Linked DNA regions of Homo sapiens: region 1 is linked to region 2. Evidence: chromatin contacts called from ENCODE Hi-C or POLR2A ChIA-PET data. All regions are on one chromosome and are shown on one strand. The core of a region is the stretch at or near the end of the contact, and the rest is flanking DNA. Distances in the headings are between cores, read along the strand shown.

Region 1 (5,062 bases), core at 1,304-3,803, 570 kb before region 2:
GGCAGAAGCAGTGCTGTGCAGCTCTGAGCTGGGCCCTTAAGGGGAAGAGGGAGTACCTCCAGCAATATTCAGGGTGGATGTGGGTTCCAGGGCTTCTGATCCTGGGGCTGGGCTTGTCTGAGATTCACAGGAGGTTAGAGAACTAAGGAGGAAGGGGAGAAGGCTTTAACCCACCCCTCTGCTGTCTCTCTCTGGAGGAAACCTCAGGCAGCTCTGTGTACTTCCCCCTCTGCACACACACCTCTTCCTGCCTTCTCTACCCTGACACCAAGGTCTCTCCCCAGCCCTGGTGGCATCGTGCCTGGGTTGCTAATAATAGAGAAGGGTGAATCTGCCAGGCAGTGAATCAGAAGGCTGTCCCAGCTCTGTTCTTCTGCCCTGATCCTGGCAAATTCTTGTGGGCTGATTCGGTAAATATCCTTGTGAGCAGAATAAGTCTTTGTGTGTTCTGGAAACTCCTGCTGTCCCTGGGGGTAACACCCTCTTGGAAGGATGATGGGGATGCCTTTGGCCTCAAGATCTTAGGACGGCGTTTCAAATTGCTCCAGGCTTCCAAGCTAGCCTGGGCTCTGGGAGGAGGGTTTGCAGGTTTGGAGAAGGAGCTGCTTCCCAGGTGCTCAGGGGATGGAAGTGAGAATAGGGAGGGTGTGGAGGGTACAAAGAGACTGTTTAGTTCTTGCGTAAAAGACAACACAATATGGTCCTTCCAGTTCTTTTTAGAGCTCAAAAGGTGAAATAAGAATAAAGAACAGCGATCTGCAGTTTTCCTATTATCCAAAAGCCTACTACCCAATTCAGTGGATTGTTTTGGCAACTTGCTTGGATAAACTTATTTAGAAATTATTTCAGAATTCCTCCAGGCAGTTACCCTACGTCCTTTTTAAGTCAAGGTGTGGTATAAGTCCATTAACGAATTAAAATACTTCCAGATTTCTGTGTTATTCTCAAGGCACTTTTGCTAGATAACAATACCTCACACTTGGACGGTGTTTTGTGGTTTGCAAAGCACTTTCACATCTGTTTTCTCACTTGGTTGCCATAATAACCCTGGGAGCCGGGAAGGGCATGTCTTGTTATTATCCCTATTTTGCAGATGAGGAAGCCAAGGTTTTTAGAAGGTTGGGTGGCCTAGTCAAGGTCACACCGGTAGGGGAATTGGGGGGATGGAGGAAACTAGAGCTGTTTTTCCTTAACCATCTTGCCTCTCACTGAGATGAAACAGCAGGATGGTTCCTGGGACCCAGGATCCCTTTGAACGCTTGGATTAAAATAATTTATGAGTTCTTTGTGAGTGTGTGTGGACCTGCTGGTAGTGGCTTTTCTTCATTAGAATTTGCATGCAAGATTGACACTAAGATGGCTGACTTTCACCATCCCAAACCAACCCTGTTTTTGCACCGTGCTGTAGTGGTATGAATTACCTTGCAGGTAATTGTGGCTTAGGTGATGGTACACAAAAGGCATCATACAGCAGCCAGATGTTCATTTTACTAAATGGAAAATATGACTCAGAACACGGGCCAATCTGAGCCTCCAAGCAGGCAAATTAGCCATTGAGGATGAAGTCTTCACCTCTGGAGAGGAGAGAATGTGGGAGCACAGAGCCCAGAGTCAAATGATTTGGTTGAGATCCCCCCACTTTGGTTATTTAGACTTGCTTATACTCCTCTGACCAGACTATGGGATCTTCTACAGAAATTCTACAGAAGTGTGGGCAGAATTACAAGTAAGGTGGGTTGAGGAAGTGCACAGGTGGAAGTGTAGCCGAGAGGATGCGTTTGAGGAGCAAGAGGCTGGGACTCAAGAAGGCTTTATGCAGACTCGAATCTTACATTGATAACAAGCATTTGCGTAGCACATACGAGTTTCATCCTATGAAGGATTCCATAGGATTCTCACAGCAGCCCAAGGATGTGAGCAGAGCAGTAAACAATATCCCTGTTTTATAGAGGAAGTAGAAATCGAGAAGCAGGAAGGTTGGGTAATTTGCCCAAAGTTCCACCACTAGTAAATCGCAGAACTGGGACTAAAGCCCAGGTCTTCTGACCCTCACTGGGCCCAGCGTTCTTTCCAATATGTCATCCTGCCATTTTCCCCTTCCTTCCTCCTCCCCACAGCTCCTTGCAAGTTCAGCCTGCTGGAGGTAAGGGAAGTGATCATGAGAGTTTTTCCAGTGCTGAGACGTTCTGGAAAAAACATGGACCTGTATCTGTGTCCTGATCTGTGCTTCGTGATTGGACTGTCTTGACACTCGTCTCAGGACTCTGGGGAGTGCTTGTGCAAGTGTTTCCCAGTGTGGCCGGCTTCTTGAACGCTGCTAATGGAAAGTTGTAAGAGTTCTATTTTCCTGTTTCAAGCGAGCGTTTCCCCCTTGGGGTTATAGCAACCACTTCCTCCTCAGCACCCGGTGGGTCGTGGTAAACACCAGTTACAGCAGAGTATCCCCTTCTGACAACCTCATTGGTTCCTTTTTTTTTTTTTTTTTTTTTTTTTGCCTGTAAGCACATACACACAGAGTTCTGAAGGCTAGGTCTCCTTTCCTTCTGGTTTAGAGTTTTCAGAGTACCCTGCTGTGGCCTTGGAAACAGAAAACCCACACAGAGGTCAAACGCAGTTCTCGTGGAGTCACCTTGTCATCCTGCTTTGTTTTGGAAGGAACTGGGTCGGAGGCAGCACAGTAGGACTACAGCATCTTTAACCCTTGGTAGGATGGCTGGATCCGCTGAACGCTTGTGGGTAAACAGGAAGCTCACAGCCTCAGTGGATCATTAAGGGTGATACAGAATAGACACGAAAATCTTAAGTGGGATGGGAGCAGAGCAGGACTTGGTGGGTAGATAGTGAGGAAAAGGAGGCAAATAGGGATGGTGAAGAAATCGAAAGGGAATGGGGGATACAAGGAAAGGGTCAGGAAAGGGTGAGTAAAAGGTTTAAAGAGAGGTGCTAATTTTAGATACTTAAAAGTATTTTAAGTATCTAAAACTTGTGGCTGGGTGTGGTGGCTCACTCCTTTAATCCCAGCACTTTGGGAGGCCAAGGCGGGCAGATCACCTGAGGTCAGAAGTTCGAGACCAGCCTGGCCAACATAGTGAAACCCCGTCTCTAACTAAAAATACAAAAATTAGGCCAGGCACAGTGGCTCACGCCTGTAATTCCAGCACTATGGGAGGCTGAGGTGGGTGGATCACGAGGTCAGGAGTTCAAAACTAGCCTGGCCAAGATGGTGAAACCCCATCTCTACTAAAACTACAAAAATCAGCCAAGTGTGGTGGCAGGTGCCTGTAATCCCAGCTACTCGGAGGCTGAGGCAGGAGATTGGTTTGAACCTGGGAGTTGGAGGTTGCAGTGAGCCGAGATGGTGCCACTGCCCTCCAGCCTGGGCAACAGTGAGACTCTGTCTCAAAAAAAAATGTGTATATATAAATACTTAAAAAATATTTGTAATTGCTGGTTTGGGGTTACTAGAATCTCTTCTGAATCTGTCTCAGTTTTTCTTACAGCTTTTAAAATCCATGGAACTCTATCACCAGGAGATGATTGTGGTATGGAGCTGATCACCCCGGAGTTAGTGGGGTGGCAACTGAGATCGGGGGGAAATGGAGCAGTTTGAGGATATATGGGCCGTGAAAACCTCCCAGCTCTGCCCCCAGCCATGCCATGAAAGTCATGGGGAAGAAAGGCCCCCATTTGTGTGTTTGTGTTATTAAATAGAACAGTAACAGAGCAGGTCTCTGAGCCTGCCTGGCAGAAATCTTTCTGTAGCAGGAGTGTCCTGCAACTCTCTGGTGGATTTGCAAAACAGTACAGATAGAAAAACTTAAATGGGAAACAAGCTTGTCTTGTCCTACTTTGTGGAGATAGATAATAAAGCCGAAAGGCCAAGAAGTGTAAATATATAGCATATATCTAATGTATATGGTATATGTACATATCAATCTATAGCTATGCAATATCTACACTATTTATCTATGTTTATACGATGACTCTAGGCTTCAGAAGACCTGTCAAAGATTTCCATACATCTAGAGAATTTAGAAGGATCCCTTTATAGGTGAGAGTTGAGACTTTTTGGCTGCAGGTTGGGATTTGGTGGACTAGTTCCTGGTACCACCACCTAGTTGCCGTGATTATCTTTAGACTAACCAAGGCCCTTGTGTTAGCCTTCCGTAAATCATCCCCACCCCTAAGCAAGACAGCACCTATACCTTCACAGTTTCTCCAGTTCATCCCTGTTTTATTTTATTTATTGTTTTTTGAGACAGGGTCATGCTCTGTCACCCAGGCTGGAGTGCAGTGGCACGAACATGGCAGCCTCTACCCCTGTGTTCAAGCAATCCTCCTGCCTCAGCCTCCCGAGTAGCTGGGACCACAGGTGCGCGCCACCACACCTGGCTAATTTTTGTGTTTTTTATAGAGACAAGGGGTCTCACCATGTTGCCCAGGCTGGTCTTGAACTCCTGGCCTCAAGCAGTCCTCCTGCCTCAGCCTCCCAAAGTGTTGGGATTACAGGCATGAGCTACTGCATCCGGCCCATCCCTGTTTAAATGGGAATATCCAGAAGATTGTCCTTGTCATACACTCGGTGCATTTTAGAGTGTCTTCACCACTTGTCAGAAACAGGATTCTGGTTGGGAAGGGCCATCATTCACAGTGTGGCAGGTTTTTGCTTTGTTAATTACTGGAATTGGGGTACAGAAGCCAAATGCAGGTTCTCCACCTGGGACCTTCTTCCTGTTTGTCTGCCCACTTCACACCTGTCTTAGCAGCTGCAGCCTGAAATAGTGAGATGGCTACATTGCCTGATCAAATCTGGGATTTATGTAGTGATAACACCTCCCAGGAGATAGATTTCTTCGCCCTACCCCAGTGCTTCCCACACATGCCCATGGACCAGCTCTTTATCTCTGGCATGAAGATTCCTCCCACTTCCCTGTTGCTGAGATCCTTAGGCCTTTAGAGGGCAATTCTTTCAGCAGGGATTGCAGCTCCAGGTTAGAGTGGGAGTGAGAAGAAGCCATATGCCTCACACCGAAAGACAGCCGTGGTCTTGTCGACCTAATAT
Region 2 (5,446 bases), core at 2,780-5,279:
AGACTCTGTCTTAAAAAATAAAATAAATAAATAAAAACAAGCAGGAAAACTACTGAGCAGATCAGCGCCCGGAATAAAGGTTACTAATATTACAATAATATTTTCATTAGAACGTTCTAATTATAAAAATAAAACTTGTTTTCTTAAAAAAGAAAAGCAGCAGAAATAGCAGCAGCTGCACACTGTGAGGAGAAGGCAGACTCCAAAGAATCAGTCCAAGCCAGCCACTAAATGAACAAACAAGACGGCAACAACAATGCTGGGAAAGGGAACTGGAATCCACAGTTGTTACAATATATTTTATTTATTTACTTATTTATTTTTATGTTATTTTAATTTTTTTTGAGATGGAGTCTCACTCTGTTGCCCAGGCTGGAGTGCAATGGTGCGATCTCGGCTCACTGCAACCTCCACCTCCCGGGTTCAAGGGATTCTCCGGCCTCCACCTCCCGAGTAGCTGGGATTACAGGCATGCACCACCATGCCTGGCTAATTTTTGTAGTTTTGTAGAGATGGGGTTTCACCATGTTGGCTAGGCTGGTCTTGAACTTCTGACCTCAGGTGATCTGCCTGCCTCAGCCTCCCAAAGTGCTGGCATTACAGGCATGAACCACTGTGCCCGGCCTTATTTTATTTATTTATTTACTGAGACATGGTCTTGCTCTATCACCAAGGCTGGAGTGCAGTGGCACAATCTTGGCTCACTGCAACTTCTCGGCCTCTGAGTAGCTGGGACTACAGGCACACCAGCTAATTTTTGTATTTTTTGTAGAGACAGGGTCTCACTGTGTTGCCCAGGCTGGTCTCAAACTCCTGGCCTCAAAGGATCCTACCACCTCGACCTCCCAAAGTGCTGAAATTACAGGTGTGAGCCACCGTGTTTGGCCATATTATCTAAAATGTCCATTTGTCAACAAAAAATTGCAAGACATGCAAAGAAAAAGGAAAGTGTGACCCACACTCTGGAAAAAAAGAGAGTCAACAGAAACTCACTGAGGGGTCCCAGATGTTAGACTTTGTCTCTCTCCTTCCCTCTCTTTCTCCCTGTTCCAATTTCCAGGGACGAGGCTCTGACTGGCCAGGTTCCACCCCTGATCCTATCATCTGTGGAGGAGGTGGAGTGGGCAGAGAAAAATTGTAATAACATAGTACGTGGAAGCTACTTGACCCCACATGGGTGAAGATCATTTCCTAGAGAAAAGAGGGGTCACTGGTTCCAGTTTAGGTAGACATCCCCAGAGGTGTCTGTTGCTCTTGTTTCTTTTCTGAAAGGTAAGTGGTGACACCTCCAGGAGCCCAGTGGCATTTGGATTTGTTATCTCCCACTGGGAGGACGGCATCCTTCATTTGCTGGCCATTTCTTAGGTTGGTGATTTGCAAACATCCCTTCTCCCCATGGAGGGACTGTGTAGAGTTGGAAGAGGGGAGGGATGGGAAGAGGCTACACTAACCCTAGGCTCCTTTTCAGCAACCAAGTCTCAGAAGTGGTGCCATCATTCACTTTTGATTTAATGTAAATTGCATTAAAACAACAAAGAAATAGTTGTTGGATCTCTTTCCTCTGACTCCATTTCTGCCAATGATCAAGATTGGGCTGTGTGACCAGGACATGGGTGGGAGCCCTGACAACACTCAGGGTGGGCCCTGTGTGAACCGCAGCTCTCAAGTAGCAAGGAGAAGACAAAAGAACCAGGAATGAGAAAAATAAAAGGTATTAAAATAGGCTTAGCTACTTTGGGGTTTTCCTTTGTATTTATATTTAGCAAGGATTGTGTGCCTAACTCTGCATTAAAATAGCTGATGCTACCAGTCATTGTTCCAGGCCTTTGCACACTGCAGCCTGGCAGGCTTTCTGCAGCCAAAAGTGAAGGCAGCTGGCAGGGCCTGGCCCACCCAAGCCGAGGAGAGGGCATTTATTTCATGGACCTCCCTCACTGAACCCTCGTGGGCGTGAATGCAAACAGAAGCAGGGCACTTTGGGTATGGCTCCGAGCTGGGAAGGCTCATAGGACCAGCCATGCTCAAGGACTTAAGCCTCCAAAACGCGTCTCCTGCTGCCTGCGGCCATGGGAGCTGAGATTCCTCCACTGCATCACCAAGCCTGGCATCTCAGGGAGGCAGATGCTATAGCCAGCTCTGCTCACACTCCCTTGGGGACTCAGCGAGTCCTACCTTAAAATGCCAGAATCTGTCATATCCTCCCTACGGGCCCATTGGCCACCTGGGAGGAACAGGTGTGCCAGTGAAAGGAACAGGTGTGCCAGTGAAAGGTAGAATGGGGAAGGAGCTACAAAGGGGAGGAGGACCCTGGAGTGAGAAGGTTTATGAGACAAACCCTCCCTTTGCCCAGAGGTTTCCAAGTCTTGGCCCTGGTGCTAATGACCTGGTGCCAGTGACTTCCATGCAGAGCTGGACAGAGTCCCTGAGCAGTGGGCTGATAATCCTGCGCAGGAAGGCGGCCATAGGGTCTACCAATGACGTTAGAATACTGAGGAAGAGACAGTGTGATGTCCCTGTGTGCTTGACGACTTAAATTTATCCCCTGGGGACAGTTAGCATTTGAAGTGTCCTTGTCAGGAGCCCACACTCCAGAGGTGGCTATGTCAACTGCTTCAAATGCCTTTATCTAAATATGCACCTGGGGGTGTTAAAAATAGTTTCTTTGGGAAAATGATGGGTGTTCCAGATGTGACTGGCTGGAAAGAGTGAGCAGGCACTTATGCTGGGGAACGAAGATTACGAGTATCTGGCAAACTCCCGCCGCTCCAGCCTAGAGTTCCATCGGTATCTTGAGTTCCCCTTAGTGGGGGGATTCTGTTGGTTGATACCACAGAAGAATATAATTGCATTTGCTTCCAAGGGACTCTTTCTTGCAAGACATGTCAGAAATCCGGGCTCCCGCCGTTGGGCAGCAGCACCGTGACCTCTAGCAGGCTATTTAGCTCCGGCTTCCGCTTCTGTAGATTGGAGATGATGACAATCTTGCCAGGTGGTGGTGAGGGGTAGCCGAGCTTTAAAATGGCAAGTTTCTGCTGCAGCTCCCTCCGGCTGTGTGGCTGGAGCAAGGTCAGCAAGGCCCCGGGCCCCAGGCCCCGCCATCCCCGGCTACCCGAGAGCGCGGTCGCGGACGACTAGCCAGGACGCCCCTAGAGCCGCCCTTCCTTCCTCCGCCCGCGCCGCGCGGGCCACCCGCGGACATCTGGTGGCTAAGCAGCCTCTCCGGGCTGCTGCCTCCTCCGCCCCCGCTCCGGGAAGCCCCGAGCTGGCGCCCTCGCTCTGGTCGCAGCATCCGGGGCCGCCTCTTTCGCCCCGCGCGTGGCTCCGGAAGCAGGTCGGCTTGCCTCTGGGGATCCGCGCGCCTCTGGGGGTCCGCGCCGGCCCTGCCTTCCCCAGTGGTGGCGGGGGTCGGGGGGCGCCCAGGAGGCCCAGGGGCTGCCCCTCGGCCTCGCCGCAAGCGGCCAGCCGAGGCCAGTGGGCCAGGGCAGCTGCAGGCGCCTCCCTCCCCCGCAGCACTGAACTCCCCCGCCCCGCACTCGAGGCGGCTGCCAGGAACTGAAATATTAATAGGCACAAACTTCCTGGAAAGATTTGCGTCCTCAACACAAATGACCCCGCTTTGCCCACTGAAATAAATAAATAAAGGGCAGCTCCCGGGCCAGGCGGCAGAGGAGCCGGGGGGAACTGCCGGGGAGCCGGGGGGAACTGCCGCGAACCCGCCCCCCAGCCCGGCCTCCGCCGCGGCCCACGCGCTCTCCGCACTGCTCTTGGAACGTCCCGCGGGACGCACCGGGCGGAGGGCGCGGGCTCGGGGCTCCCTTTTTTAAGCAGGGCTTGGGCGCGCGCGGGCAGCCTGGACGCCCCGGGTGGTCGCGCGCACGCCCGGCCACGCGCACGCCCCCGCCCCCGCGCTCCCCGGAGCAGCCCCCGCCCGGCCGCGCGCCCGGCCAGCCAGCCCCTGCCCGCGAGTGACGCGCGCGCCTCCCAGCCTGCGGCTCCTCCTCTCCCGACGCAACTGGCCCGCCCTCCTCTGCGCTCCTCCGCCGGGACATCTGTCATTTAGGAACCTCAAAACAAATCTCCACCTGGCGTTTAGAAATGCGATTTGATTTTCAGAGTTCTTCGATATTCGCATCTCCCGGGATTCCCTGGGCAGGGAGGCAGCTGTGGCCCAGGAGGCCAACGCGCCTCTCCTCGCAGCAGCTCAGGAGGAGGTGACAGGCCAGGAAGCCCCACTCCGACCGCCGCTTTCCCCATGCGCCACGGATTCAGCGCCTGCTCCCATCTTGCCCATAGCACAGTTCCAAAGTAGGGAAGTGTCAGTGCCCAGCTCGACCGCATACCCCATGGAGACCGCATACCCCATGGAGCGGTCCGGACGCCCCAGCTCAGGCTTCAGGCTTCTGAAGGGAACAGCTGCATTTGTTCCAACTGTTCTCCCTACCTGGAAGCCATCCATTCATTCATTTAAAATAGTTATTGAGCGCCTAATAGGTCCTATTCTAGGCACTATTCTAGGAACTGGGGATACGGAGCAAAAACAAACACAAAAATCCCTGCGCTCCTAGAGTTTGTATTGTAATGGGAGAGACAGAGCAACCAAAGTAAAATGTAAAATATGTTAAATAGTGATCAAGCTAAGGGGAAAAAATAACCACAGGGAAGAAGGATATGAAATGTGTGTGTAGGAGAAGTTAAGTGTTGGATAGGGTGCCTGGAAAGGCCTCACTGAGAAGGCTACAGTGATTTTTGAGTAAAGGCCAGAGGGAACCAAGCAAGCCACCCACACAGATATCCGGCGGCCTGCTGTGTTCCCGGAAGAGCAGGGAGGCCAGAGTGGATGGAGCAGAGTGAAGAGGAGGTGCCTAGTGGAAGCCAGGGGCCTACCTCAGTGGCTCATGCCTTTTAATCCCAGCACTTTGAGAGGCCAAGGTGGAAGGATCACTTGAGGCCAGGGGTTCAGGACCAGCTTGGGCAACATCGCAAGCCAGCCCATCCCCTCCCCATCTCTATACTTTTTTTTTTTTTTTTTTTGGAAAATTAGCCAGGCTGGCCGGTAGGGTGGCTTACGCCTGTAATGGTAGCACTTTGGGAGGCTGAAGCTGGTGGATCACTTGAGGCCAGGAGTTGGAGACCAGCCTGGCCAACATGTATTTTTAGCTTTACTAAAAATACAAAAATTAGGCCGGTGGGGGGTCCCAGCACTTTGGGAGCTGAGGCGGGTGGATCCCCTGAGATCAAGAGTTTGAGACCAGCCGGGCCAACATGGTGAAACCCTGTCTCTACTAAAAATACAAAAATTAGCTGGGCATGGTGGCACACATCTGTAATCCCAGCTACTCAGGAGGCTGAGGCAGGAGAATCGCTTGAACCCGGGATGCGAAGTTTGCAATGAACCGAGATCATGCAATTGCACTCCAGCCTGGGCAACAAGAGTGGAACTACATCT

What was found. A loop is a pair of places that touch in the nucleus more often than their neighbours do. ChIA-PET counts read pairs that join two places held with the same protein, here RNA polymerase II (POLR2A). Pooled maps may share reads with other maps.
Region 1: a loop to region 2 is called in a pooled map, with 4 times the contacts of the local background. The contact joins the promoter of ITPKB-IT1 here to the enhancer-like site in region 2. A Hi-C loop is called at or near these places in 3 of 37 single-sample maps with no recorded cell type and 9 of 50 pooled maps. POLR2A ChIA-PET finds 5 or more read pairs at or near these places in 1 of 52 experiments (GM12878).

What each region holds. Positions count from the first base shown.
Region 1 is chr1:226,672,559-226,677,620 of GRCh38, reverse strand. It overlaps ITPKB-IT1 (ITPKB intronic transcript 1), which reads left to right and starts at 2,553. Exons shown (of 2, transcript NR_103784.1): 1 at 2,553-2,704. The region is part of intron 2 of ITPKB (inositol-trisphosphate 3-kinase B); the gene reads left to right. RefSeq lists a silencer at 1,422-1,571.
Region 2 is chr1:226,108,519-226,113,964 of GRCh38, reverse strand. No RefSeq gene overlaps it. Among named protein-coding and RNA genes, the nearest start is that of LINC01703, 28 kb to the right of the region's middle. RefSeq lists an enhancer at 1,963-2,470 and silencers at 2,889-2,938, 3,319-3,778, 3,859-3,958. Within about 2 kb of position 4,029, at least 39 of the 41 ENCODE cell types and tissues checked have a DNase peak (open chromatin) inside an H3K27ac peak, as active enhancers do; they include GM12878, where a contact is called at or near this core.